Regions from separate parts of the Homo sapiens genome. Here regions 1 and 3 are each linked to region 2. A link is a loop called in an ENCODE intact Hi-C map of the cell type or tissue named here. Cell type or tissue: chondrocyte. All regions are shown on one strand. Links, peaks and the distances in the headings refer to the core of each region. The heading gives the core; the rest is flanking DNA.

The links. Peaks named below come from ENCODE experiments on the same cell type or tissue, not always from the same donor. Only the 100,000 strongest peaks of a DNase experiment are listed, where the experiment ranks them.
Region 1: it touches region 2 in a loop (3-fold over the local background); 5 of 110 quality-filtered maps call a loop at or near these places.
Region 3: a loop joins it to region 2, with 4 times the contacts of the local background. A loop is called at or near these places in 54 of 110 quality-filtered maps.

What each region holds. Positions count from the first base shown.
Region 1 is chr3:138,113,609-138,124,034 of GRCh38, reverse strand. DZIP1L (DAZ interacting zinc finger protein 1 like) reads left to right here and starts at 8,427. Exons shown (of 16, transcript NM_173543.3): 1 at 8,427-8,707. It overlaps A4GNT (alpha-1,4-N-acetylglucosaminyltransferase), which reads left to right. Exons shown (of 3, transcript NM_016161.3): 3 at 1-322. RefSeq lists enhancers at 8,115-8,614, 8,615-9,116 and a silencer at 8,773-8,992. In chondrocyte, for the core only: CTCF peaks have their summits at 4,757, 4,957 (motif pointing right), 8,691 and 8,893; DNase peaks (open chromatin) are centred at 5,172, 8,173 and 8,526.
Region 2 is chr3:137,099,544-137,109,969 of GRCh38, reverse strand. No RefSeq gene overlaps it. Among named protein-coding and RNA genes, the nearest start is that of IL20RB-AS1, 120 kb to the right of the region's middle. In chondrocyte, for the core only: CTCF peaks have their summits at 4,293 and 4,500 (motif pointing left); no DNase peak of the experiment used is centred there.
Region 3 is chr3:137,966,908-137,977,333 of GRCh38, reverse strand. No RefSeq gene overlaps it. Among named protein-coding and RNA genes, the nearest start is that of CLDN18, 38 kb to the left of the region's middle. In chondrocyte, for the core only: CTCF peaks have their summits at 5,743 and 5,945 (motif pointing right); a DNase peak (open chromatin) is centred at 5,952.

The DNA.
Region 1 (10,426 bases), core at 1,341-9,340, 1.0 Mb before region 2:
CATTTCAGGCAGTAGGATGAAGAAAAGAGGAAAGGTGCACTTGCTTTATTTTGTGAAGACTTCCTGCAAGTACCGTATAACACTTTCTCTTACATTGCACTGACTGAGATGTAGCTGCAAGAGAGGCTGGGAAGTTTAAGGAGGAAGAAAAAATGGGTACTGGGATAGGCAGCTAACAGTTTTGCTACATGTTCTATTTAATACAGTAAGATTAATTCCAGGACCTGTTAGAGCATTGACTGAGGTAAAAAGAGACTTGATTTCTAGTCCTGATTTTGACATTCATTAATGCATTCAGTCAATAAATATTAACTGAGCCTGGTCTATGTGCCAAACATTGATTTAGATGCTGCAGATACAGCTGGATCAAGCAGATGAGATCCTCAGCACTTATATCCTAATCCCTGGCCTCATGATCCTGGGACAGTCTCCTCCCCTCCCCAGGGTGTCTGCTGTTCTCTACCCTACCTCTTTCCAATATACACATTAACCCTGTCATAATTGGCCCACAGAAGCAACTTACCAACTCAGACTATTTAAAACTGCTGCCCTTTTTAGATTCACATAAAAATTTACCTCCTGCATTTCAAAATGTCATGTTCAAAGCACCATAAATATATACAATTTTTATTTGTCAATTACAAATAAATAAATAAATAATTTATTATTTCTTTTCAGGAGGTATGAAAATTAATATTTCTTCAGCAAACACTTAGCCAAGATTTTCTAGAACTTTCCTTTTGATAGTTTGCTTTATGGGAAAAAGTTTATATTTGCCCCCAAACGTAAAATTATGACACCCTTTCAAACTATATCCATCTATCCCTCTTTTATTCTAATATTTCCCCCTTTAGGAATCACTGCTGGCCAGGCACAGTGGTTCACACCTGTAATCCTGGCACTTTGGGAGGCTGAGGCAGGTGGATTGCTTGAGCCCAGGAGTTCAAGACCAGCCTGGGCAAGATGGTGAGACCCTGTCTCTACAGAAAATACAAGAATTAGCTGGGTGTGGTGATGCATGCCTGTAGTCCAAGCTAGCTGGGAGACTGAGTTAGGAGGATCACCTGAACATGGGAGGTTGAGGGTACAGTGAGCCAAGATCGTGCCACTGCACTCAGTCTGGGTGACAAAGCCAGATAAAAAAAAAAAAATCACTGCTTTGACAATCTTGTTAAAAAATATTTACAAGTCAAGTCTCATGTCCCAGCTTTATTTATTCACAGCTACTTGCTTTGGACTTGTAGATGTCTGATACCATCGTCAGGCTCTGAGGCCTGCTGCCATACCCCATGGCTGTCTTTTGGGTTGTGTCCTAGGAACCACTGCTGGTTTTCAGCTCTCCTGACTGTCTCCACAGATGAGGATTTCTAGGGCTAGCTGTCTTAGAGACAAGCAGGGACACATACATTGTCTCTCCCTTCTATTTTTGGAGAATGCATGACAAATGGTTCTTCAACTATTCCTGACCAACAGGGTTTTGAGGGGTTTGATTAGAAATATTTTCGATATTTCAAAAATATGTGAATTGGCCACGCACATTGGCTCACGCCTATAACGCCAGCACTTTGGGAGGCCATGGTGGGAGAACTGCTTGAGCCCAGGAGTTAGAGATCAGACTGGGCAACACAGCAAGACCCTGTCCCTACAAAAAACAAATAGCCAGGCAAGGTGGCTCACCTGTAGTCCTAGCTACTTGGGAGGCTAAGGAAGGAGGATCACTTGAGCCCATGGGTTCTAGGTTATGGTGAACTATGATCACACCACTGTGCTCCAACCTGGGCAAGACAGTGAGACCATATCTTAAATAAATAAATAAGTAAATAAATGTACACACACACACACACACGCACACACACATACACAAATTCATTTTGACATTAATGATAATTTGATGTTTATAGGGAGCTTTACCTGGCAGTAAATTATGTTTTTGATTAATAAAAAATGTAGCAAATAAAATAATAATGTATTACTTAATGAATCCAGTTTGCTTAGTGAAAAGGAACATTTCAAAACATGGTGGTGGTGATGATGGCAAGAGTAGTAAGTGGTAAGAAATGTGAGGTTCCTGGGACCCCAGATAACCCTGGATTCCTTCTGGCCTTTTGTGAATCTATGCCATGAATTTATATCAGGCTACATTTTGCAAATAGGCTCATGCTGGTGTTTTTCCCTGTATTAATTTTTTTTCAAATCCTACTCATTCTTAGAATTTCAAATAGGATTGTGTGGGGCAAAAAGTGAAAGTGCGTGTTGGGTACTACTGTCATGTTTGTAGGTACCTCTCGCTCTTTCTCTGCATATATATTCACGCTTATTGGTAAGAAGTCTCTTCCAAGTACCCTGCACTGCCACCTTGTCTGCCCTTGCTTTTTCCCCAGGACTCCCACCCACAATTCAACAGGACTGTCTCTTTCCTTCTCTAGGGTAAGAGCCAGCATCAGTGCTGATTGGTTGGTATCTGTGCCAGACTCGTTAAATATTTTGAATACCATTCCTGAGTTTCTCATATAAATAGTTAAAAAAAATACAAATGGAATCATAAGATACATGTTATGGCCATCCGTGGTGGCCTATGCCTGTAATCCCAGCACTTTGCGAGGCTGAGGGGGGCAGATCACTTGAGGTCAGGAGTTCGAGACCACCAGCCTGGCCAACACGATGAAACCCCGTCTCTACTAAAAATACAAACATTAGCCAGGCGTGGTGGCGCGTACCTGTAATCCCAGCTACTTGGGAGGCTGAGGCAGGAGAATTGCTTGAACCCGGGAGGTGGAGGTTGCAGTAAGCTGAGACTGTACCACTGCACTCCAGCCTGGACAACAAGAGCCAAATTCTGTCTTTAAAAAAAAAAAAAGATACATGTTATTTGTATGTTGTTTTTCACTTTAAAAATGTGTATGTCGTAGGTACCTTTTTTCATTAGCACATCAAGATATAATATACTTTTTTCTTTATAATGGTTGCATAGTGTTTCATTGTAGGATACATGATAATCTACTCAATCATTATTTGATTGGTGGATATTTACATTATTCTAATTTTAATAGTACATGTAATACTATAGCAAAAAATCCTGATTACTGCATTTTTGAGGACTTTAAATTTTGATAATTATTTTTCAAGAAGGCTGTTTGAAACTGCCCATTTTCCCACTTTTCACCAGTTTAAAACATCTATTTAATTTTGGTCAGTATAATAATTTAAAACATGTAATTTTTATGTTCATTTTGGTAAGGTTGTTTACATGTTTAACTGGCAATTTTTTTTATTATATGAATCATCTCATCTTTTGTCCACTCTTCTTTTGAGTTGTTCTATTTCTTGTTGATTTGTAAGCACTCTTTATAAATTAATGTCATGAATACTGTATCATTACACTGCATTTTTTTTAGTTCTTTGTTTTTTAACCTCATTTAGGATGTTTTCACCATATATGTTTCAAAATTTTTATGTAATCCAACCTGTCTTTTTTTTTGTTTTTTGGGTTTCATGCCATGCTTCCCTACCCTTCTGTCACTCTGCTCCCCTTCAAGAAATAAAGGCAGAGCTCTCTCACCCAAGGGAATTGTCAGGACCCTGAATCTCAGATGTATCTTCTAAACTAAGTTACAAGGTTAGTGCACTCTCCTTGGTGGTATTGGGGCAGGGATTCTTAATTTAGGGGGCTGTGAAGAGATTTTGGGGGTCTGGGAACTTACTCTTTATTTTTACTAGCTGTTAATCAAAATGTATCATTCCTTCCAATTATGAATGTATGCCACAAACCACAGTAGTATTAGTAGAACCTGTGACTTTGTCATTAAATATTAGTTTTTTCCTATCACATTAAAGTTATTACGGATATCTTGAAATAATTGTTTACACTCTTACTACTTTTAGGTCAGATGCTAGATCTTGCCATTTAATGCATTAATAAACAAAAATGCTATTATTTTACACATTTTCTTATGTTTTCATAGCTATATTTTCAATATTTTGATGTCCTCTGTAATTCTATGTTTTGCTTGGTGCATTTAAAACCATTCTTAGGCTGGGCGTGGTGGCTCACACCTGTAATCTCAGCACTTTGGGAGGCTGAGGTGGGCGGATCACAAGGTCAAGAGATCGAGACCATCCTAACCAACATGGTGAAACCCCGTCTCTACTAAAAATACAAAAATTAGCTGGGTGTGGTGGCAGGCGCCTGTAGTCCCAGCTACTTGGGAGGCTGAGGCAGGAGAATCGCTTGAACCCAGGAGGTGGAGGTTGCAGTGAGCCGAGATCATGCCACTGCACTCCAGCCTGGAGACAGAGCAAGACTCCGTCTCAAAAAATAAATAAATAAATAAAAAATAAAAATAAAAACCATTCTGAGGAAAGGGTGTGGGCTTCATCAAACTGCCAAAGAGGAATCCCTCCTCCAAAAGGCAAAAGCCCAGGCAGGAGGCAGCTGGGGCAGCTCCTTCTAGATCCCACCCGCCCATCACTGCCAGCCAATGAGGGGCCATATCACAGCCACGCCTTAGGCCAGGCTTATCCAGCTCTGCATTTTCATTTTTGCAGAAGGGATGTTTTCCTGAGAAAGGAGGTCTTTTCGGTAAGTGCTCAGACTTCCTTCAAAGTGAACTTTTCAGGGATTGGGCTAGAATGTACGATCTGCCTAAGAAAGTTTCCTCTCAGATCCTGCCAGTTCTAGACATGTCAGAGTGCAGGCCTTTCTTTTGTTGCTAGATTCTTAGATTTTTCAGAAACCAGCAAACCAGATTTTATGTAAAATCCTCCTCTGACTGTATGCCTGCCTATCTATACATCAACGCAGAAAACCCAACAATACACTTTTGACCTAAAATCACCTCAGGGCTCATTAGTGGCCGGCATCCCAGCGCAGGGAGACCTGTCCCATACACCTCAGATACACTTCCCTTCAGGAGAATGGGATCCAGAGCAGGTTTCTAAGGTGTGATGCCAGCATTTGGCAGCAGAGGGCACTCCTATTACAGGCTGTCTAGGCTGTGTCCTATTTCCTGAGGTGTAGGAGGGAGACCGTCTGTGAAAGGGGCTGAGCTGGGTCAGAGGGCGGGTGACTAGTACTGGGCTGAGGAGGGAGTGAGGGGCCATTGGGATATTGAAAATCCATCCTCCTGTCCTCCCACCCAGCAGTTATGGGCCAGCTGCTCGGGGTGACAGGAATGTCTCCTGGACTAGCCAGCTAGGGCCAGTCTCCCTTGGTCTATGCACCTGTCCCCACGGCTGATGCCAGAGCTTGTGTGTGCTACAGTAGAGGTGGGCAGCAGAAATGACAGCTTTCCAGTGCCAAGTGATCTAGTCCTCTAGAGGTTGTTGGTATCCTTGGGACTAAGAAAATAACTTGGCACATGATAGGCATGCAGTAACTCCTCCCTGTGTTGAGTGTTGAACTAAGGCCCAGTAAGGGAAGAGTGTGAGGGTTCCATGCATGAGGTCTTAGTCAGCTCAAGATTCAGGATTTGGTTTTTGGCTAAGGTAGATCTGGGTGCATGTCAAGTCTACTTTCTTACACCAGCCCTGCAAAGGAGGGCACCCTATTTACACATGGGGAAATTGAGGCTGGTGGAAATAACATGCACAAAGGTATCCTCAGAACTACTTTCTGCAAATTTCAGGGATACAGTGGGAAGAGAGCTGAGAAGCAAATGTCCTTGGCGATTTCACAGTGTCAAGTCAGGAGTGCACACCACTGACTTGTAGGCCCAGGGCAGAGCCTACATGTAATTTAGCTAATTTGATTCTAACAACTCTTCTAGGTAGAGTTTACTTTTCCCATTTTACAGAGGAGAAAAATGAAAGGTCAGAGAGGCTACGTGACTTTCCCAGGGTTATGTAGCTTGGGAATGTGGAATGTAGATGTGTCTTTGACTCCCAAGGCCTGGACTCTTCTCTTTGCTCTTGTGGGTGGCAGAAAATCCTGGGGTGAAAAAAGTGCCCTGACTAGGAGAAGACGGCAGGAACAAGATCCCCCATCCGAATACATGGTGCACAGATATCCCAACTTAGTCCTGGTCCCTGCTCCATCCACTATTTTTTTTTAATGTTTAAAAAATTGTGATAAACTGTACATAATGTAAAATTTGCCATCGTAACCATTTTCAAGTGTACAATTCAGTGGCATTAAGTACATTCACATTATTGTGCAACCATCACTACCATTTATCTCTGGAACTTTTTCATCATTCCCAAACTGAGAATCTGTACTCATGAATCAATAACTACTCATTCCCCCTCCTCCAGCCACTGGTAACCACTATTCTACTTTCTGTCTCTGTGAATGGACTATTCTAGGTACAAGTGGAATCATACAATATTTCCAGGTATAAGTGGAATAATACAATATTTGTCCTTTTGTGTCCAGCTTATTTCATTTAGCATAATGCTTTTGCCTTGATCTGAATGTTTGTGTCCCTGCAAAATGGGGTTGAAATCCTGACCCCCAAGGTGACGGTATTGGGAGGTGGGGCCTTTGGGGGGTGGTTAGGTCATGAAGGTAGAGTCCTCATAATTGGGACTAGTGCCCTTATGAAAGAAACCCCAGAGAGCTAGCCAGCCCCCTTCTACTAAGTGAGGGTGCAGTGAGAAGATGACAGCCTATCAACCAGGAAACAGGCCCTCACCAGGCACCGAATCTGCCAATGTCTTGATTTTGGACTTCCCAGCCTCCAGAACTGTAAGAAAAAAACTTCTATTGTTTATATGCTACCCACTCAATGGTATTTTGTTATAGCAGCCTGAATAGACTAAGACAGTTTTCAAGGTTCATTCATGTGTCAGAATTTCCTTCCCTTTTAAAGTTAATATTACATTGTATGGATATACCACATTTTGCTTATCCATTAATCTGTCGATAGACATTTGAATTGTTTCCACTTTTTGGCTATTGTGAATAATGCTATTATGAACATGAGTATACAAATATCTGTTTGAATCCCTGCTTTCAGTTCTTTGGGGTATATACCCAGAAATGGAATTGTTGGATCTTTTGGCAATTCTTGTTTAATTTTTTGAGGAACTACCATTCTGTATCCACAGTAATGGTACCATTTTACATTCCCACCAGCAATGCACAGGAGTTCCAGTTTCCCTGCAAGTCCTTGACAACGCTTGTTCCCATACACATTTGCTTTGGCTGCCTCAAAATGTAGAGCTTGGCAGATTGAGATTGTGGTGGGACGAAAGCCTTTGAAATGGAAAAAAGAGAAAGAGGGAGGGAGAAGAGTTGCGGAGTGGAGAGAGAGAGAGTGTGTGTGAAAAGGAGCTTTTTTCCCACTCTTCCCTGACCCTCATGGGGGCTGCAGCGACTCCTAGAACCTTCAAGCAGCGAGACAGAGGTTCCCTCCACCAGGCGCAGAGCTCTCCTTACACCTGGCCTCCTATTCCCAGCAACTTTAAGGAGATATTTTTAAGTGGCCATGGTTTTATCAAATGCCTATTAAGTTTTTGCCACAAAAGGATTTTATTTAAAATAAAAATAGGGGTAGGTATTTGACTGATGCCCCTTGTGAGTGCTCTAGAGAAGAGGAATGAATACTGACATGTCCTATCTTCCCAGATGCAGAATTGTAAAACAAACATAACTGCTTTTCACATGTGAAAGAAAACTGGCTTAGAACATACTAGCGTTTTCTTTGCCATGAAGGAGTTCACCTTCAGTGACTAAGCCAGAACTACTAGAGTTGCCGGGCCTAGGGACAGGAGACATTGCCAGTGCTTAGCCAGGCTGGCCAGGACTAACCATCTCTGCAAGGAGTCCACAAGAAGCCTCAGGGCAGCCTTTCCCTGCTCCTATCAATTTGAGTTGAGCAACAAACATTTTGACCAAATATCAGCTCTATGGCACAACTCACAGTTACGGTGCCCACAAAACGGAATCTCAGCAAAGCAACTACTACTATGGGAAGAGATCAGGGACTAATATCAGGAGAAAAAATAAGTTTTTCAGTCCTGGGTTTCCAAGTTGGCATCCCCAGGGCAAACCAGCAGGTTGGGAGGGTAGGGGGTGGTGGGTGGGGGCTGCGGAGGGAAGGTGGCTGCTGTCTGTCTGATCAGACCTGGGGCACACCCAAAGAACTCTCCTAGCTTGGGATCCGGTCAGGAAGAAACCAGGACGGTCCCTTTAGGAGGGTGGGCAGGGCTATCTGCCCGGGGGGTGCGGCCGCCCCTGCACAGCAGGCTATCGATTGTACCGGAGGCAGGGTGTGGGGAAACCGGGGCAAGTCCAGCCTCTCAGCAAGGCCAGGAAGCCATTCACTTGGATCCTGGATTTTACTAACGGATTAAACGTGGCATTCCCGCCTTCCCCCATCCGTTACAGACCTAAAAATAGCTCGTCCGAGAGGGGCCGGGAGAGGCTCCACCTCTTCTTGAGGTGGGGCGGGGCGGCTGTAGTAGGAGCTGGAGGCACCAGAGACCCCAAGCCACGAGCTGACCGACGCACCGAGGAGCTCTCTGTCCGCGGTCCCGCAGGTTGGCGGCACTGGAGTGGGCCGGGCAGGCTCTGCCTCCGCCGCAGAGAGCGCCCGGACTGCGTGGGGCTGGGGAAGCATCCCGGGAACGGCGGGCGGTGAGCATTCCGGGAACCATCTCTGGGCTGTCTGGGGCGGTGGAGCAAGTCTGGAGGCGGGACGTGGGGCGAGTATGGGAGCCGCCACCTCGAGACGTCTTCCCGCCGTCCCCGGCTCCAGGAGACCCCACGGTGAGCGGGCCGCGCGGGAAAACTATGCCAGGAATTCGTCCCGGGAGCGGGGCGGGTGGGTAGCTTGGCTGCAGTCCGAGGGATCAGCGATTCGGGAGGTTAAACATTAGCGGGGGCGAACTCCCTGCCGGGGTGCAGCGGGGCGCGGGAGGAGCCGGCTGCGTGCGTCCGCGCTGCCCAGGGCGCGCCCTTCTGGCCCGGCGCGGCCCTGCAGCCCGGCCCCCTCGGCCTGCTCCGAACTGCGGCGCCCAGGGAGGGAAGGACCCGTGCGCGGGGGACGAATGACGGGATGCCCCAAGACTCGGCTTCACTGGGAAGACGGCCTTGGGTTTTTACTTTTTGAAAAAAGAAAAGTGATTTGGGAGGGCTTGATGATCTGAGTGCCGTAGGTAAAGGAGGATTCTTTTAGTAATGAGGTGATTTAAAAGCAATCGCATTGGCATCTTTCGTTCCCCTTCTTCCTTTCCTGGGCTGGACCTCAGCAGGAGGCAGACGTGGTATTTTCATCCTGAGGTGGCTGCGCATAAAGTCCACCGAAGACCTGCTCAGTGCAGGACAGGGATCAGGAGGCAGGGCAGAGGAGGGGGTCCGAGGCTGCCTGGGCAGGGCCTAGTTCACGGAGCACTTCCTAGGGGCCCAGGGCCTAGGCTGCCCCTGCCTGGTCTCCTGGAATTCGATTTCTAACAGGACTTTGGAGAGAGGCCTGGGAAGTATGGGGTGTTCTGACTTGGCTTCTCACACCCTCATCTGCAGATAGGGTGGGTGATCTCTCCCTTCTCAGTTGCAGCCCCTAGCACCTCTCCTCCCCCTCCCGGATGTGAGGACTGGCCAGTGAGAACAATCCTGCTTAGGGAAGGCTGATCCTCCAGTCTAGTGGCTGATAAGGGGCCTTCTGACTGTCTTGGTCAGACACCTCCCTCATCTGGGAATATTTTTTGATACTATCTAACTTGATAAAATACCTCATGAAGTTGTATGCTTCAGGTTGGGAACAGAAACCTGAGTTCATGTGGGCACCATAACTGTGGGTTGTGCCATGGAGCTGATATTTGGTCAAAGGTTTTTTGCTCAACTCAAATTGATAGGAGCAGGGAAAGGCTGCCCTGAGGCTTCTTGTGGACTCCTTGCAGAGATGGTTAGTCCTGGCCAGCCTGGCTAAGCACTGGCAATGTCTCCTGTCCCTAGGCCTGGCAGCTCTAGTAGTTCTGGCTTAGTCACTGAAGGTGAACTCCTTCATGGCAAAGAAAACGCTAGTATGTTCTAAGCCAGTTTTCTTTTACATGTGAAAAGCAATTATGTTTGTTTGTTTTACAATTCTGCATCTGGGAAGATAGGACATGTCAGTATTCATTCCTCTTCTCTAAAACACTCCCAAGAGACATCAGTCAAATACCTACCCCTATTTTTATTTTAAATAAAATCCGTTTGTGGCAAAAACTTAATAGGCTTTTGATAAAACCATGGCCACTTAAAAATATCTCCTTAAAGTTGCTGGGAATAGGAGGCCAGGTGTAAGGAGAGCGCTGTGCCCGGTTGAGGGGACCTTTGTCTCGCTGCTTGAAGGTTCTAGGAGTCGCTGCAGCCCCCATGAGGGTCAGGGAAGAGTGGAAAAGGAGAACACCATGGAATCTGAGAATAAGGCTAAGCTCTGCAGTGGCAGTACTTCAGGAGAGCTCCCAGGTCCCTGTCATCTCTGTTGAGGTCTCTGGAGCTCCCTTG
Region 2 (10,426 bases), core at 832-8,831:
AATATCTTAAAGGTGGAGACAGCGTACCCATTTGAAAATCACTCTTCCAGAAAAATTGAGTTAACAAGTTTATGAACCAAACCTCTCAAAGTTAGCTTGAAAACAACAGGTTAAAGCGTACTAACCAGCCCAAAGCAGCCAGTTGCTTGAGTCAGGTGAATCTTTTCAAATTGGCTTACATTATAATAATAGTTGTAATCAGGGTAATAGTAATTCCAGTAACCTATAAAGTAAGTACTGTCATTGTCTCCACTTCACAGGTGCATAAAATGAGCCTTGTGGTGGTCATACCTTGTCCAAGCCGACAGGGCTGATAAAAGTGGTAGAGCTCCAGTTAAAATCCAGCTCTGCCTAACCACAAAGCCCACGTTTTAACAGCAGCACAATCCCTCTGCTTGTGTAAACAAAGCTTTGGTTGAAGATAGGAGTGTTACATGACAAGTAGAAATATTTCTGCCCAAATAGAAGTGGTGTCACTCAACTTGGTGGGATTTTGAAAAATTTGGGCAACAGCTCCATCCTTCTAAAGCCAAGCAGGTTGGAAAAGTCACTGTGAAGATTTGTTTTCAAATTTGAGACCCACTCCAAGAGGGTATGCTTGGAGTTCAGCAGACAATGAAAAATCATCCCTAGCTCTACCCACTAACAATTGGTGCATAGAATTCCTGCTCTCTATCAACCTCCCAGCTCCAGCCAGCTAAAAGGGCTCTCTGCTTTGCATGCGACTGCACAGAAGCAATTTATTTTCTCATTGGAAATGGTGATGCCGAGAGAGCAGAGCCGTGTCACACATGGGGGAGCCACCACTATAGGGAACAGAAGCTTCTTCCAGCTTGGCTTAGCTGCCATCTTTTAGGCTGCTGTGATAGCAGCGAGAATGGTGCATACCCAATCCCTGTCTCAAGCAGGATTGAGAGTGTCTCAAATCCCTGCCTTCTTAGAGAGAATAATGGCAGGGGTTCGTGGGGGAGAAAGGGAGGGGAACGTTTCCCTTGAAACCTTGACTATTGGGCTCCTTAAAGATGGATTAGCATTTCAGAGATTTATTCAGTTCCTTGGGTAGAGAAGCTGACTCACAGATACTATAAGTTTGGGCGTGATAGCTTAGAGCTAAATCTGTGTCCTTAAGCAGAATCTCAAACCAATAATTTTGAGAAGGCATAATGGAATGCTGTGATAACCCCAAAACTCCATAAATAATGAAGTCACACCTCTCTTATCCGCTAGTCAAGCATCAAACACCCTCAGCCATCCAGAGCATCTGAAAACACACAAGTGTCCCTAGCAGCCACCCTGTACAGGCAGAAATTAAAAAGCCAGGGAGAATCTAAGAGTGAAGATTACAGAAGGAGGGACATGATTGGTGGGTTTGCAATGGAAGGAACTCCTTCATAGGTAAGCAATGGCTCTAAAAATCAAATGCCGTTAAGAGCAAAAAGAAGGAATAGAAAAGAAAAGGAGAAGAATACTTAAAACCCAAATCCTAGAGAAACATATTAATAGCAACACAGTCCAATATGTAAGTCACGAATGAAAGCCACATTCTATATTTTTCTAGTAACCACACTATAAATTTTTTAAACAGATAACCATTAATTTTAAGAGTTTATTTTGTTTAACCCAATATATCCAAGTATCAGCATTTCAACATATAGTCAATATGATAACATCATTGAGATTTTTTAGTATTCTTGTCTTATGCTAAGTCTTCAAAATCCAATGTATTTTATGCTTACAGCACAGCTCAGTTTGGGCTGGCCACACTTCCAGTGGCTAGTGTATAGGTAGAAAATTCTCAGCCATATGCTTAAGGGAGTCACAAAGAGTGATACAAGAACATCCATTACAGCATTGCTTGTTAGCAGTGAAAAACTGTAAACAATCTAAATGTCCATCAAAAGGTGAATAGATAATTTAATTTTACTAAATTAAATAACAAAATACAAAGCAGCAACTGAAATGAATAAATTGGATCTAAATACATCACTGATCTATCCCTCAAAATCATAATGTCGAATGACCAAAGCAATCTGCAGAATTATATTAATACAGTGTACCATTTAGGTAAAGTTTTTAAAATACCTCAAAAAAGCTATACATTGCTTATTGAAACAAACATATGTAATGTAGTAAATATATATCAGACAGAAAAAATATGCACTAACTTTGAGAAAGTGATTAGTTCTGGGAAAGGAGAAAGGAAGGAGGGAGGAAGGGAGAGAAAAGGATTTGGAGAAATCCACAGTCTTCAATTGGATATCTAATGTTTTGTATATTTAAAAAATACTCTGACACAAGCATATAAAATGTTAATATTGTTACAAAAATGTTACGTTAATACTGGCACTGAAATAATCATTAAATTGTTCTCAATTCTTTTCTGTATGTTTGATATACTTCATGAAAGAGAGGGAGGGAAGAAAAAGGAGAAGACACAATGGTGGCGGAGAGACAGAGAGAGAGACAGAGAGAGATGAAATAGTTTTAACAACCTAGCACAGGATTCTAGACACGTTCTACCTGCCTCCTACAGACAGTGGTACCCATTTGACATTCACTAATGACACCGGTATTTGTTGCACCCCTTCCAAATGCAAACACTGCAGGGCATTCAGAGATGTGTAACACACACATCCCTATAACTGTGAACCTAGTGAAAAAGAAAATGTTCTCTTGTGTTTCTTACATCAAGGCAGAAGAACATTTCCTTTCATTTAAAAGTATCCATTTTAAAAGGCTTATGCGAAACTTTTAGCATGTAAGGGGTTAATCTTCAGTCCTTTGGAACCCAAGCTAAGTAGATCCCCTATTTGGCAATAACGGATAACTGATGAGTTACATTTTTACACAGTCCACACAGCCAAGCCCTGGCTCTATCATCACATCCTACTGCAACTCTTCTGTAACTTTGAACTTGGCATAAACTCCTGATTCACAATATCCCACCCTCGCATTCTCTTTCTCTCTCTCTCTCTCTTTCTCTACTTGATTCTGCCTTCTCTCCTCCCTTCTGAGTACGTTGGACTCTCAGCCCAGCTAGGATTCTGTGCATTTGGTATCCTCCACAAACCGGAAGAGTTTATTGTCCTTCATCTCTTTCTGGTCATTTATTACAGATGCACAAAACACCGATCCCACGAGGTCCCCACTTTTAGCACTTCTCTATTCACAAGATACCCATTTATTCCTAACCTTGTTCATTGTCTCTGTGCCCAGCTCTTCTCTAGGATAAAAACTGCTTCCTCAATTCCATGGTAACAGCTTTCAGTGTTAAACACTATCAGAGATTTGTTGTTCAGTGTAGTTTTTTTTTAAGCTTAAGCAATTACCTGTATCACGGCCACACAACTTTTTAAAAAATACTCTCACCAAAAAGAAATAAAAAAGAAAAGAAAAATATATAATATATACAGTATGTATGATTAGTGAGGCAGACAAGCTCCTATTCTGAGAGATGATTTTATACTTTCTGGTGAATCTATTTTGAGTTTTTTAAGTGTCCAGGGAAGACTGGCCACCCCAAGGTTTTAGGGGCCCTTTGCACTTTCCTATGGATGATTATTTATAAGCTGAATTCTTCAGCTGTCACTGGGAGATTTTGCACCACATAGAAAGAGCTCTGTTTCCTTAAAAGAACAATTCTTACTTTATGCTCCTGGGTTTAAACAAAATTCAAGATAAATTTCTGTTATTTAATAATAATTCCAAATAGTCTATTATGGATCACAGAATTCTTTGAAATTCATTTATTTTAAAGAAGCTTAGCGTTTTAGCTGTTTGTAAATATAAAATATAGGAAAGGAAGGGGCAAAAAGATTTAATTTTCTACCATTCAAATGAGTATTTCTAAACAATGTGAAGAAGTCTCAAAATCATGTGACTCTATTAAAGCTCTTTCAAGTCATGGGTATTGGGTATACAAAAGGATATATTAGCATTGCAGAAAGAAAAGCAGAGGAGCTCCAAACTGGCTTCATTCATTTGGAAAACAAAAAACAAGTATTTCTGTTTAAGTTGACTCGGACATTTTAAGTACAATGAAATCGAATTTCATCTTTCCCCTAGAAGCAACCAAGGATGAGACTGCCAGAAGAAATGTCCTGCCTATTTTAGCCCTTTCTGACCTGCACTCCGAGGAGTGAAAACTGAAGGGATTATCTTCACTTCACTTAGAGCCTGGAGAAAGAGGAAGGGGACTATTCACCCACAAACGCTTTCAGGGTCTGGAGGCAAAACACAAACTGTACTTCAGAATACATTTTCTTAAGTCCCTTTCTAAAGCAGACTAGTTGAAAAGTGGGTAGATTTTGTTTTGCTCTGTAATTTTAATACTTTGCTACCAAGACGATAAACAAATCTGTAACCCTCTGCTGGTGAGTTCATCCTGTCTTCTTTTTCTTCCTTGCCCCCTTCAGATCTCTGCCTTTCCTTTTATGTCCTATTTTCAGTGTTCTGTTGAAGTTATTCTGCCGAAAACAGCAACATACTTTTGTCTTTGGCGCCCTCTTATGGTCACTTTATTATTATAGCACAGCATCTGGCCGCATTTTAGTGAAGAATAAATCCCCTAATGAGGAACTTAGCTATTCCAAGTCTGAAAAGCCGTGAACAAATTCACGTTAATCTGTTTCTACAGAATACCAATAAACCATTCATTCAACCAATCAAAAACCAAACCTCAAACCCAAACAGGCCCAACTTAGGTGATGTTCCTTCTCCCACTACTGCGGCAAGGACTTGAGAATTCCTTGCTGCCAGCCGTTATCCAGTTCCCATGGACTCATCCTATCTGCATCCTTCCATATTTCTCCTTCAGTCCTTACTCAGAAGTTATCTTTCAGAACCACACCTGCTGCAAGGGCCCAAAACCCTTTTATCCACAGTGGTGATTCTCGTCATGGTGAAACATTGAAGTCCTATGTAATATGCAGTGTGCTAGTCCCACTGAGTTTACTATAGTACTAGCTCTACCCTCCGAAGAGTCTTCTCCTCTTTCTGAACTTCCCCCCAGTTGCTGCCTTGTCAGGCCTTTCAAGTAGCAGCTGAAATACCATCACTTCTGGAAGCCTTCCCTGACCTCCCAGGGTATGCTTGGCTGTACCTTATCTTGTGGTCCTCCATAATTCATACACACTTCCATAATGGCAATTAACCAAGTGCACACTTGCCAAACTGAGTTCAACAGAACTCACTTCACATTCCATGAGATGCTCCATAGAAAAGGCATTCTGTGAACAAATACTTTGGGACAATGGAACATATTATATCCCCTTCTTGGAGAGTATTGCTTTTTTTGTCCTGTTGGCATGCCTGAGTCACCTCTGAGGAGCCATGTCTGATCTACTTCTGCATCCTGAAGGCAGAGTTGGCAGAACTGATGGGAGCCTTCACTTACCTGCGGGTACCTGTCCTCTCTGGGAGGCCACCACTCTGCAGGATACTCCTACCCTCACAGAGTGCTCAGAAAACCCTGCTGACCAGAATCATGCATCAGCTTCAAGGTCATCTCATGTCTAGGTGGCCAGTACCTGACTTTTGCCAACTGCCTGTCTTCACAATGTTCTGCTCTCACACTTTTGCTTGCCTTCAGAAACTTGCTCAACCCCGGACGTTTGCCACAGGGTTTCCTGATTTTTTTTCCTGGGTGGATATGCCTATAGGCCTTGACCCGCAGGAACTGTGTGACTCTGGAGACACTCTGTGCCTGGTCACTGTCGCACCATCCCTGTTCTACCTTCCCCTACCAGCCATAGCTCTCAGCCTCTGACAGAACTTGTTCTCTCTTCCAGGAGAACAAAATGGCACCTTAGTTCTGTCTCCCAGAATCTTCCTGCTTTTTTCTCAACCTCCAACACATACTCAGACCACCTTGTCTCTCTCCTGGGTGACTAGAGCCTCCATCCTTTCTCCCACCCACGCAAAGCATTCTTTGTAAAAAGCAAATCTGATCGTGTCACTCCCCTTTCCAAAACCTTGCAATGGCTTCTGGTTGCTATTTGGATGAAGACCAAACCTCTCCGCTGTTGAGCCCCTGCCAAACTCTCCAGCTTTGTCTCACCACCTGTCTCCCCACATGGTACAGCCACACAGAAATTCTTTAAGTTCTTAAAACGGCACTTTTCCCCTATACCTAGGAGACACTATTCTCTCTATCTGGAGCTCTCCTCCCTTCTGGCCACTTCACGTGGCTCATGGCTCATTCCACCCCTTCATGTGTGTGTGCGTGTGCGTGTGTGTGTGTGTGAGAGAGAGAGAGGAGGTCTCACTGTGTTGCCCTGGCTGGTCTGGAACTCCTGGACTCAAGCGATCCTCCCACCTCCCAAAGTGCTGAGTACCTCTCCCATTCTCTACTCTCAGCCTAAACCTCACCTCCCCCAGAGGCCTGGCTCACATGACTCCCCAGGTTAGGATCCCACCCTCCAGGGGCTCCCATTGCCCGTTGCATTCCTTCTGTTACAAAACTCATCTTACTTTAGTGTAATTAACTGCTTCACACATTCTAATTTGTTCATGTCCGTCTCCTCCCCTCAAAATGGACACCAGGAGAGTGGAGGCCAGGTCCAAGTGGCTCAGTCCTCTCTGCCCCCCACCCAGCACAGGGCCTGGCACAGCGCACTGCCCAGTAAACATTTGTTGAATGAATTTTAGATTGTGCAATGTGCTTGTAACGACAGAAGTGCACATTTTCCCCAACGATAATTTTATGGCCTATCTCAGTTTGAGGCCTCCTTCCATATCACACAAAGAAGGCCTTTTCTCTATATTTCTTTAACTGATTGTTTTCTTAAATGATTGTTTAGAACTAAACTTGGATCCAACCTAAAATAAAAGTCAACTGAATTATACATAAGCTGGGGTAGGGGGAGGGCGGTGGTATCTTCCATATTATCAAACGTACATACAACTGAGGTCAAAATTGTGGCTAAAATTTTTTTTTTTCATGTCTAACACTTCAGAGTTTCCTAAGCTCTTTTGCATGTATTATTTCATAATGTAACATTACATGTACTCTTGTATAATCTTGCATATACAATTGCAAATTACTATATTTAAATGGGTTTCCTTTTGGTTCCCAAGATACTCCTCATTTATATCAATACTATTATTCAGATCATCAGAAAGGTTCTGGAGCTTTCATCACTGGGCGCCAGAATATGGTAGACCAATAACTTCAAAGTTCTGAGGAAAAATCATTTTCAATCCCAATTATTTATACTTGACCAAACTGATAATCAAGTGTAAGGATACAATAAAAACATTTTCAGACATTTAAGGACTCAAACAATTGACTTCCTGTGTATTGGTTTTAGAAAATCACTGGAAGTTTTGCTTCAGCAAAAGGAGGGAATAAAACAAAAAAAGAGAATAACGTAAGAACCAGGAAACAGGCGAACCAAATGTGGTAAAGGGAAGGTTGGGGATGACGGAGAGGGATTAGAGAAGAGGTAGAGAGAACACAGCAGGAGGACAGCGGGCAGGGCACTAAGTCTGGATTATGTTCTGCCTACAGACACACCACTCACATCAGCAGGGACTGAAGCCCAGCCCGTGCATGGCTCACCAAGCTAGGTGTTCTCATGGAGGGCTGAGTGCCCAAGCCCTCCGTTATACCCCATATGAGCCAAGGTTCCATATTAGCTTGTGGCATCCCTGAAAGAAGGCTTGTGGGAGATGAGGGAAGGAGGGGTGGAACTGACAGAATGTTTGGAATTGCTTTGGAGAGTTTGGAAAAATTATGAATAAGCTCGTTGGACCATTTGGAAAAAAACAGTCAGCTCTTCTGCTTGAGCTTCCATAACACCACAGACTGCAAGCAGAAACAACAGAAATTTATTTTCTGACAATTCTAGATGCTAGTAGTCCAAGATGAAGGAATTGGTGGGTTTGGTTTTTTCAGAGGCCTCGCTCCTCGGCTTGCAGATGGTTGCTTTCTCACTATGTCCTCATATGGTCTTTCTCTGTGCACACACATCCCTGGTGCCTTTTCCTCTTCTTATAAGGACACTAGTCACATTGGATTAGGGCCCACCCCAACAGCCTCATTTTAACTTTATCACCTCTTTAAAGTTCTTGTCTTCAAATATAGTCACATTCTGGGGTACTAGGGATTAGAGATTCAACATCTGAAATTTGTGGCGACACAATTTAGCCCGTAATAGTCATATAGTAAACCAAACAAATGAGAAAAAAATAAAGCAATTATCAACTCAAGGAAAAATGGAAGTTGTAACAGAAATGATCATGGTAGATTATCTGGCTGGCAGTAAGACAATGATATTTACATCACCATTTTCATGTAAACACTGACTATGGTTTAACCAAAGCTTCACTAATGGGAAAATGGGGGCTGAGGATAATGTAGGAGAGAAGAGAGAGTGGGGAGAGAGAGAGCACAATCCTCGACTACCACGAAGAAAATTTAATAGATAATGTTCACAACAGGTAAGTCAAGAAAGTACAGAATAAGATTTGAGACATGGAGGTAAACACTGAAAGAAACAGCTACAGGCTGCTCTGCCTGTGGAGAAGACATTCTTTTATTCCTTTACCTTCCTAATAAACTTGTTTTCACTTTTATAAAAGAAAAAGAAAGAAAATAAACAGCTACAGTGGTTGAAAGTAGTTGTATTTAGTGGGATAGAATCATGGGTGGGGAATGCTGGGGAAAGGAACTACTACATTTTATTATAAGCTTTTTGTACTATCTAATGTTTTAACTATGTGTAGATATTACTATAGTTAAAAATTAATTTTTAAAAGCTTAATTTTTTTTTTTGAGACAAAGTCTCACTCTGTCGCCCAGGCTAAAGTGTAGTAGCATGATCTCAGGTCACTGCAACCTCCCCCTGCAGGGCTCAAGTGATTCTCCTGCCTCAGCCTCCCAAGTAGCTGGGATTACAGGTGACTGCCACCACGCCTGGCTAATTTTTGTATTTTTAGTAGAGACAGGGTTTCACCATGTTGGCCAGGCTGGTCTGGAACTCCTGGCCTCATGTGATCTGCCCGCCTCGGCCTCCCAAAGTGCTGGGATTACAGGCATGAGCCATTGCACCCACCCAAAAGTTTAACTTTTTTTCTTCCAACTTTTATTTTAGGTTCGGTGGGTACACATGTACATTTTTTACATGGGTAAGTTGCATGTCACTAGGGGTAGGTGTGTACCCAGGTAGTGAGTGTAGTATTCAATAGGTGGTTTCTCATCACCCAAGCAGTGAGTATAGTACATGATAGGTGGTTTCCTGATCCTCACCCTCTCCCACCCCCACCCTCTCAAGTAAGCTGCAGTTCTTTGTGTTGATGTGTACTCAGTGTTTAGCTCCCACTTATAATTGAGAACAGGCAGTATTTGGTTTTCTGTTCCTGTGTTAATTCACTTAGGACAATAGCCTCCTCCTACATCCATGTTGCTGCAAAGGACACAATTTTGTTATTTTTCATGGCTGCATAGTATTCCATGGTGTATATATATACCACATTTTCTTTATCCAATCCACCTAGGGCATCTAGGTTAATTCTGTGTCTTTGCTATTGTGAAAAGTGCTGCAATGAACAAACATGTGTATGTGTCTTTGTGGTAGAACAACTTATATTCCTTCGGGTATATACCCAGTAATGGGATTGTTGGATCAAATGATAGTTCTGTTTTTGGTTCTTTGAGAAATCTCCAAACTGCTTTCCACAGTGGCCAAACTAATTTACATTCCCACCAACAGTGTATAAGTCTTCCCTTTTCTCCACAGCCTCACTAGCATCTGCTATTTTTTGACTTTTTAATAATAGTCCTTCTGACTGGTGTGAGATGGTGTCTCATTGTGGTTTTGATTTAATTTCCCTAATGATTAATGATGTTAAGCATTTTTTCATATGCTTTTTGGCCAAATTTAACTTTTAAATACTTCTAATTTTAACACATTTGGGTGGCACCAACACAGACTCATGCTACAATGTTTACTTATTTGTGTGCAAAATTCTGAATAATCTCCTCCCACTTCTATTTTATTAAAACATATCCTAAGTTGCAAAAACAGCTGTTTAAAATCTTTTATCCATTTGCAACTTCTTCATGTGGACTGGAACTTTCTCAATATTTGCAGCCAAAACAAAATTCAGACATGAACTGGATTTTGAGGTTATAAAGCCACAGCGGTCAACCGGAAATTGATTTCAAATGTCTGTGTTCATAAAAACAGACTTACTGTTCTTACTGACTTATAATAAACAAATGTTTTATATTTTACCTAATAAAATAGATTCTAATAAAATGCTGCTGCATCTCTTCCACTATTTCTTTTCCAGATAATGGGAGGGAAGACATTTAGGAAAGCTGATTATCTGGAAGCCCCTTTCTCTTAGTCCACTTGGAATTCCCAGCAGGGACTGAAACTTCCAAGACTTTCATCACTGCAACAGGAATGCTGGCAAGTGG
Region 3 (10,426 bases), core at 1,358-9,357, 870 kb before region 2:
CAGGACACTGGTCTGGGCAAAAGTTTCCTGAGTAGTACCCCACAAACACAGGCAACCAAAGCAAAAATGGACAATGAAATCACATCAAGTTAAAAAGCTTCTGCACAGCAAAGCAAATAATCAACAAAGTGAAGAGACAACTCACAGAATGGGAGAAAATATTTGCAAACTACCCATATGACAAGGGATTAATAACCAGAATATATAAGGAGCTCAAACAACTCTGTAGGAAAAAAAAAATCTAAGAATCTGATAAAAAACTAGGCAAAAGATTTCAGTAGACATTTCTCAAAAGAAGACATACAAATGGCAACAGGCATATGAAAAGGTGCTCAACATCACTAATCATCACAGAAATACAAATCAAAACTACAATGAGATAGCATCTCACCCCAGTTAAAATGGCTTATATTCGCAAGATAGGTAATAACAAATGCTAGTTAGGACGTAGAGAAAAGGGAACCCTCATACACTGTTGGTGGGAATGTATGTTAGTACAACCACTATGGAGAACAGTTTGGAGGTTCCTCAAAAAACTGAAAATAGAGGTATCATATGATCCAGCAATTCTACTGCTGGGTATATACCCAGAAGACAGGAGATCAGTATATCGAAGAGTTATATGCACTTCCATGTTTGTTGCAGCACTGTTCACAATAGCCAAAATTTGGAAGCAATCTCAGTGTCCATCAGCAGATGAATGGGTACATATACACAATGGAGTAGTATCCAGCCATAAAAAAGAATGAAATCCTGTCATTTGCAACAACATGGGTGGAACTCGAGGTCATTATGCAAAGTGAAATAAGCCAGGCACAAAAAGACAAGCATCACATGTTCTCATTTATTTCTGGGATCTAAAAATCAGAACAATTGAATTCATGAAGATAGAGGGCAGAAATATGGTTACCAGAGCCTGGGAAGGGTAGTGGGAAGGTGGGAGTGGGGAGGTGGGGATAGTTAATGCATACAAAAAAAAATACTCAGAAAGAATGAATAATACCTACTATTTGATAGCACAACAGAGTGACTACAGTCAATAATAACTTGATTGTATATTACAAAGTAACTGAAATGCCACAATTGGATTGTTGGTAACACAAAGGATAAATACTTGAGGGGATGGATACTGCATTTTACATGATGTAATTATTACATATTGCATGCCTGTATCAAAACATCTCATTTACCCCATAAATATATATATCTACTATATATAGATACATGTATCCACAAAAATTAAAACACAAAATTAAAAAAAGAAATTACCAAAAACATGAATTAGGTGAGGTACAGAGTGGTACTCCAGAGAATTTTATTTAATCTTTGTAGTTGTGGAAACTTCTTGAATGAAGTGCTATCTAATGGAAACCTGAGAGATGATTGGAAGTGAGCCAGAAAATGGGAGAAGAACCAGAGAGCAGTGGGTGCAAAGGCTGAGAATGAAGGGTGAGTTTGATGAGGCCAGGTGCTAAAGGAGGTTGGAGTGGCTGCAGCAGAGTGAGGTGGGGGTCAATGGTGAGAGGGGTGAGGGAATTGGGCAAAAGCAAGGACATGGAGTTCTTGTAGGCCAGGGAGGCTCTTGTAGGCCTGTTAAAGATTTTAGACTTCATCCCAAGGGTAATGGCAAGCCAACGAAGGGTTTAGCCAGAAAAGGGACATGATCATATTTACATCTTAGAAGGTTACTTTGGTTGCATATGGAGGATGAAATGGACTAGTGGGAAACTGACTAACAGCAGGAAACCCAGAAGGCTCTGAATGGGCCAGGCAAGAACTTACAGTGTCCTTGACTCCAGGAGTCTCAATGCCAATGGAGAGAAGTAGATGGATTTGAAATATACTCAGAAGGTTGTATTGATCAGGGTTCTTAGTTGCAAACAACAGAATCTATTCCAGGACATTTAATCAGGAAGAGATTTATTATAGGATATTAGGTAGCTCACAGAAAATTTAGGAAGGCTCACCCAATAGACACTAGTCTGAGCTTTTGGAAAAATACTCTAATGGGGATGGTAGAGAAATACTTTCATCATGGTCAAAAAGCTGGCCTGTGACTACAAAACCCAGAACCACATGGCCTCTGCTACTATCCATACCAGCAACATGAATGCCCCATGCTCTGCCTAATGCAGTTATGATAAAAGCCTCATGCATGTTCATCTAATTAGAAGAACCTTAATCATATACATACCCCCAGTGACAAAGAAGCAAGAGATATCTACAACCTTTGTACAGGAAGGAATGCTAGAAAGTAACTGGAATGTTGTTGAATGAACCAGCCTGCAGTACATGTCTCAGAGCTGGCAGGGTCAATAGATTTCCGTGGTTGAGGAGAGTAAGAGAGAAGAGGGTGTTAAGAAAGATGTCTAACTTCTGGTGTGGTATCTGAGGGGATTGTGGTAGATTATATTGAAATAAAAAAACATGGCAGAAGGAAAACCACTTTGGAGTTTGGAGAAAGGGGAGGATGAGCTCAGTTGGGTATGGGATGACTATGAGGTATCTTGGTCTGTGCATATAGAAATGTCTCATAAATAGTTAGATTTAGGGATTTGGAGGTGTAGGTTTCTGAGTCATCAACGTATGAATGACATATGTTGAGAGAGACAAGATGGTTGTTAGAGAAACAAAATCATGTAGGAAGAGACTGCAGAATCTGTAGCATGGAGAGTCAAGGACAGAACCTTTAGGAATACTACCAACACTTAGAGGACAGACAGAGCAAGAGGCATCAGCAAAGAGACTGGCAAGTGTTGACCAGAGAATTGGGAGGAGATTGAGGATGTGGGATCATGGAAGGCAAGATAAAAGAATGCTTGGAGGAGAAGTGAGTGTGACACTGTTGAATGCCGGTAGAGGTCAAGCAGGCGGAGGACTGAGGGGTGTCCAGTAGATTGAATGACAAGGGGGTCATTGGTGACTCTTCAGGGGATAATTTTAATAGTGTGATAAGGAAGAAAGCCAGAATATAGGGAGTGGAGGAGTGAATAGGATGTCGGAAAGGGAAGAGAAGCACAGAAGATGTGTCTTCCCGTAAGTTTGTCCATGAAAGGAGAAACAACGGTGGAAAGGAGCATGGGGTTGAAGGAAAATTGGGGATGAAGGGGGGAAGGCATGGCTAGAGTGTATAAATGGTGATGGGAAACTAGGAGAGAAGAGACAGATTCAGAAAACAGAGGGATAATTGAGACACTGAAGTCCCTGAGAAAATAGATGGGGTTAAGCCAGAGTTTAGGCAAACAGAAAATTCATACAGACTATTCATTTTTATTCATTCATTCAATTTATTTTCTCTCTGAGCCATCTGCCTCCTGAAGCTGTTGAGGAGTTCAGAATCCACTATACATTTCCTCATTTAATCATCCTTCTATTTGCTCTCTATTTGCTCCTTACTCCCTCCCTCCCTCTCTCCCTTCCTTCCTCTTTTCTTTCCTTTCTCCCATCATTTATTTATAAATAACTTTCTTTGAGCCAGACTCTGTGCTAGGTGCAGAGGATACAATGGTGAATAAAACACCTATAACCTGTTTTCATTGAGCTGATAGAATAATAGGGAGAGAGACATTAATCACATCACAATTATAAACCTGAAATTATAACAGTGATAAGAGGCACAAGGGAGAGGCTCATGGTGCTATTATAGCATATAATAGGGTGGTTTGCGCTAGTCTGGGGAGTTCAGGGAAAGCTTCTCTGAGAAAGTGGAAATAGAGCTGAGATGTGAAAGATGAGCAGATATTCACTAGGAAAAGAGGGGTAGGTGGCCAGGAGCAAATAGCATTGCCTATAATAAGAATGAACTTTAGATATACCAAAATGTCCAACAACAGGGGATTTTTTTTTTCAATAAATTATGGTGCATCCACATGATGAAATAATGTGCAGCCTGGCCAGGCGCGGTGGCTCACATCTATAATCCCAGCACATTGGGAGGCCAAGATGGGCAGGTCACCTGAGGTCAGGAGTTCGAGACCAGCCTGGCCAACGTGGAGAAACCCCATCTCTACTAAAAATACAAAAATTAGCCGGACATGGTAGCATGTACCTGTAATCCCAGCTACTCGCGAGGGCTGAGGCTGGAGAATCGCTTGAACCTGAGAAGGTGGAGGTTCTAGCCTGGGCAACAGAGTGAGACTCTGTCTCCCCCACCCAAAAAAATAAATTAAAATAAAAAATAAAAAAAAGAAAAATAATGCGCAGCCATTTATAAGAGATAGATGTGTATACTTTGGATGATATGAAAGATGTACTGTTTAGTAAATAAGGAGTTCATAAAATAATGTTTGGTGTGATATCATTTATACAAGAATATTTATGTATAGATAGATAAATGTATAAAATGTCTAGAAGGATAGTAGTGGGGCTTTCTTTCTACAGGAACATGTACTACATTTGTAATGCAAATAACAATCGAGAAAGAAATGATCATTTATTAACTAAAATCTGACCCATTTTATATAATTAAGGATAATCCAAAACATTTCCTGCAACTTCAGATGGTTTGAGAGAGAACAAGTTGGTAGTAGGCCACTCCAGGGGGCAGAGTGGACCAGGGCTGGGTGAGCAAGGGGATATGCATTCAGGTCCCACGAGTTCCAGGTAAGCTGGCATAGGTAGGGAAGGAAAGTCCTTCCTATCTACCTTACCTGGGCTGCAGATGGTGGATCTTGGGCCAGAAGGAGTGCATTTCTTTTCATGGTCTTGTCCTGAGCCAGGGAAGGGACAGCTTTTTGGCTTGCTTTTCCATCTGAGCCATCTGCTTCCTTCTGCTGGCCCTTGAGTAGGCCAGAGTTCCCAGAGTTCACTGGGAATTTCTCCATTCAGGCTATTTGCTCTTGAATTTATTCACCATCTCAAACATTCATCAATTTGGCCACCCACTCATCTATTTATTTATCCATTCATTCACTTACCCATTTACAAATAATTTGTTTACTCAACCAACCTTTTGTGCTGGGCATTGTGGGGATGAGGAGAGAGGCGGTTAGGTTCAGGGTTTGGAGTTCAGGGCTGTCTGCCTTGGCCAAGGGTGCTGGAGACCTCCATATTTCTTCTCCTGTATGCCTCCACTCAGCTAGTGGCTCTCAAGCTCAGGGCTTCTTAAACTTGGTGTCCACATGAATCACCTAAGAATTTTGTTAAACTGCAGGTTCTAGTTTGGTGGCTACAGGTGAGGCCTGTGATTCTGCATTTCTGACAAGCTCCCAGTTAAGACCTATGCTGCTAGTCCTCAGACCACACTCTGAGTATCAAGAGTGTAATTGGTGCTGTCTGGTAGACATATTAGGGTGGCCAGAAAAAACACAGGACACCCAGTTAAATTTGAAATTTAGATAAACCATGAATTTTGCTTTTAGTATAAGCATATCCCAGGTATCGCATGAGACACATTTATACTGAAAATTTACTAAATATACCAAAAAATTACTTGAGTTTATCTGGAATTCAAATATAACTGAACATCCAGTATTTTTATTTGCTACATCTGGCAATCTTACATATGTAATCCCAGTCATAAATGTGAGCCACATGTGTAATTCTGTTTTCTAGTGTCTGTATTTTAAAAAGTAAAAACAGATAAATTAAATAATGTATTTAATCCTATTTATTAAAAATATTATTTCCACATATAATTAATATCAAATTGTTAGTGAGGTATTCTATATTCTTTTCTTATACTAAGTCTTTGAAATTTAGTGTGTATTTTACACTTCCATCATCTCAATTCGAAGTAGCCACAACTCATGTGCTAAAGAGCTGCATGTGGCTAGTGCCTAGTGCATTGAACAGCACAGGTCTAGATCATCCCAGGTATTTGGCTTTCATGGGCCTGGGCAATGCGAACGTTTTAAAAGCTCCTAGGCGATTCCAATGTGCAGCCAGATTGCCACCACCGCTTGGCAGGGCTACCTGGTCACAGCATTTGGTGATGAGCGGCAGCCGCCACAAGAGGGAGCCAGCCCCTTGGAATACAAGCGCCTTCTCGACGTCGCCTAAAGTCTCACTAGACAGGGATCAGGAAATACTAGGCGAGTTTACATGCCCCGCGCCTGGACCCATTCCTCAGCTTCCCTCACACTCGCTTTCCCAGCCAACATTTTCCACAGTCTGGGCCACTCCTGTGGATCTTTCTGTTACACTGTTCCACAATTATCCCTATTACCTGCAGTATCTTGATCCCTTCCTCCTCCTCCCACTATCATAAGGTCTTCCCCCTTTACTAGTGTGGGAAGGTACAAAGACTAGGAACCGGGAGTCCAACAGGTTGAGGCCTGGATTCCAGCTCTGATCCTTACTAGCTAAAGTCTTTCAGGGCGTCACACAACTGTCCTCAGCTTCCTCACTAGCGTGAAGATGATGCCAATCTCACAACCATGTTGAGGAAGTGCAATGTGTGATAATATGCTTAGAACCATGCCCAGGAGGTGTTTGTAATAAAGTAAAGCAAAGTAGGTGCTCGGAAAATAACAGTTCATTTTCCCCCTCTCCTACAAATACGTTGAAGGTGATGTGATACCCCTAAAATATTAGTCCCAAACCTGGCTGCAACACAGGACCCCCTAAGGAGCTTATGAATAAATCCTGTTTCCTGATCCTCTCTCCCACAGATTCTGATCCAGTAGGACTAGGATGAGGCCAGGATTATGAACCATGAATTTTAAAGAAGTTCTCCAGGTGATTCTGAGCAGCCAGCCTGATACTGCTTTTGTAGGGTATTGTTTGGAAACCATTGAAAGTGGAAGGAACAGGGGATTTGGAATTCAGGGTCCTGGGTTTAACTTCTTGTTTTGTTGTTCACTCAGTTTCTCTGAGCCTCAGTTACGATATTTATTAAAGGAGACTAATAAGACCCTCTGCTCAGGAAGTGGTAATATATACAAGGCACCTGGCAGAGGAAGGGCTGGGTAGCCCTGGTCTTCCCTTTCCCTATCTTCTCCCTCTTTCCTAATTCCCTGTGTTGCTGATTGTTTCTTGCACAGGTCATTCTTTCTCACCTACCCACAACTGTTCATCACTGTCCTCCACTTGACGTGTTCTCCCTTCTTCTCTCCCTGATTTATCAGAGCTAGGCTGCTAAACCAACAGCCTCACTGGCTTCCCTCTGACTTCAGGTTAGATTTTGTCTTTGGTGTCCTATTGTTTCACTCCTGGTTTCTGATTTAAGTTCTTTGATCCCCAAGGAGTTTCCCATTGGACCAGTTCATATAATGCCTTTCCTGCCCCCTCACTAGTGAAAGTCCTGCAGGGTTTTGTGGGAAGGGATGGGTTGCTTAGGGAAGGGGATAACTCCAAGTTCTATGTGGAGAAAAATAAAGAAAAAATCTCAGGTTTGTCAAAGATTAGATAGTTGTAGATATGCAGCATTATTTCTGAGGGCTCTGTTCTGTTCCATTGATCTATATCTCTGTTTTGGTGCCAGTACCATGCTGTTTTGGTTACTGTAGCCTTGTAGTATAGTTTGAAGTCAGGTAGCGTTGATGCCTCCAGCTTTGTTCTTTTCGCTTAGGATTGACTTGGCGATGCGGGCTCTTTTTTGGTTCCATATGAACTTTAAGGTAGTTTTTGCCATTTCTGTGAAGAAAGTCATTGGTAGCTTGATGGGGATGGCATTGAATCTATAAATTACCTTGGGCAGTATGGCCATTTTCATGATATTGATTCTTCCTACCCATGAGCATGGAATGTTCTTCCATTTGTTTGTATCCTCTTTTATTTCATTGAGCAGTGGTTTGTAGTTCTCCTTGAAGAGGTCCTTCACGTCCATTGTAAGTTGGATTCCTAGGTATTTTATTCTCTTTGAAGCAATTTTGAATGGGAGTTCACTCATGATCTGGCTCTCTGTTTGTCTGTTATTGGTGTATAAGAATGCTTGTGATTTTTGTACATTGATTTTGTATCCTGAGACTTTACTGAAGTTGCTTATCAGCTTAAGGAGATTTTGGGCTGAGACAATGGGGTTTTCTAGATATACAATCATGTCATCTGCAAACAGGGACAATTTGACTTCCTCTTTTCCTAATTGAATACCCTTTATTTCCTTCTCCTGTCTGATTGCCCTGGCCAGAACTTCCAACACTATGTTGAATAGGAGTGGTGAGAGAGGGCATCCCTGTCTTGTGCCAGTTTTCAAAGGGAATGCTTCCAGTTTTTGCCCGTTCAGTATGATATTGGCTGTGGGTTTGTCATAGATAGCTCTTATTATTTTGAGATAAGTCCCGTGAATACCTAATTTATTGAGAGTTTTTAGCATGAAGGGTTGTTGAATTTTGTCAAAGGCCTTTTCTGCATCTATTGAGATAATCATGTGGTTTTTGTCCTTGGTTCTGTTTATATGCTGGATTACATTTATTGATTTGCATATATTGAACCAGCCTTGTATCCCAGGGATGGAGCCCACTTGATCATGGTAACAAGCAATGGGGAAAGGATTCCCTATTTAATAAGTGGTGCTGGGAAAACTGGCTAGCCATATGCAGAAAGCCGAAACTGGATCCCTTCCTTACACCTTATACAAAAAATAATTCAAGATGGGTTAAAGACTTAAACGTTAGACCTAAAACCATAAAAACCCTAGAAGAAAACCTAGGCATTACCATTCAGGACATAGGCATGGGCAAGGACTTCATGTCTAAAACACCAAAAGCAATGGCAACAAAAGCCAAAATTGACAAATGGGATCTAATTAAACTAAAGAGCTTCTGCACAGCAAAAGAAACTACCATCAGAGTGAACAGGCAACCTACAAAATGGGAGACAATTTTTGCAACCTACTCATCTGACAAAGGGCTAATATCCAGAATCTACAATGAACTCAAACAAATTTACAAGAAAAAAACAAACAACCCCATCAAAAAGTGGGCGAAGGACTTGAACAGACACTTCTCAAAAGAAGACATTTATGCAGTCAAAAAACACATGAAAAAATGCTCAGCATCACTGGACATCAGAGAAATGCAAAACAAAACCACAATGAGATACCATCTCACACCAGTTAGAATGGCAATCATTAAAAAGTCAGGAAACAACAGGTACTGGAGAGGATGTGGAGAAATAGGAACACTTTTACACTGTTGGTGTGGCTGTAAACTAGTTCAACCATTGTGGAAGTCAGTGTGGCGATTCCTCAGGGATCTAGAACTAGAAATACCATTTGACCCAGCCATCCCATTACTGGGTATATACCCAAAGGACTATAAATCATGCTGCTATAAAGACACGCACACGTATGTTTATTGCGGCACTATTCACAATAGCAAAGACTTGGAACCAACCCAAATGTCCAACAATGATAGACCAGATTAAGAAAATGTGGCACATATACACCATGGAATACTATGCAGCCATAAAAAATGATGAGTTCATGTCCTTTGTAGGGACATAGATGAAATTGGAAATCATCATTCTCAGTAAACTATCGCAAGAACAAAAAACCAAACACCGCATATTCTCACTCATAGGTGGGAATTGAACAATGAGAACACATGGACACAGGAAGGGGAACATCACACTCTGGGGACTGTTGTGGGGTGGGGGGAGGGGGGAGGGGGGAGGGATAGCTTTAGGAGATATACCTAATGCTAAATGACGAATTAATGGGTGCAGCACACCAGCATGGCACATGTATACATATGTAACTAACCTGCACATTGTGTACATGTACCCTAAAACTTAAAGTATAATAATAATAAAATTAAAAATAAATAAATAAATAAATAAAAAGAAAAAATCTCCACTGGCCGGGTGCAGTGGCTCACACCTGTAATCCCAGCACTTTCGGAGGCCAAGATGGGCGGATCATGCGGTCAAGAGAAAAAAAAAAAATTAGTGTGGCTTGGTGGCACATGCCTGTAGTCCCAGCTACTCCAAAGGCCGAGGCAGGAGAATCGCTTGAACCCAGGAGGAGGAGGTTGCAGTGAGTTGAGATCGTGCCACTGTACTCCAGCCTGGTGACAGAGCAAGACTCCGTCTAAAACAACAACAACTCTACCCTCCTTTTCCATTATAGGCTTCTGGCCTGAAACAGGTTTGCTATATAGCAAAACATCAAAAACAAAGCCAAAAGACAAATGACAAACTGGGGCAAATAGGCAAACGGTTAATATGTTAATAGGTCTTATATATAAATAACATTAAATTGGGTTTGGAGTTTTTATTAATATCATGGACAACCATTCTGATTTTTGCATTGAGACAGTAATCGTAACTTAAAATGACCATAGGATTGTCTACTAACTAAGAGTGAGCAGAAAAATCATGGACCTGCTGGAGTTTTCATCTAGTTGCAGAAGAAATGTACACCCACTGAACAAATTTTAAAATGACAATAAAAGACCCAAAATAAAACTGTATTTTTATTATGTCAACAGTAGTGTCTATTCAAGGTATTGGTCACACCCAGTATTCTGTAAACTTTTTATCTTTT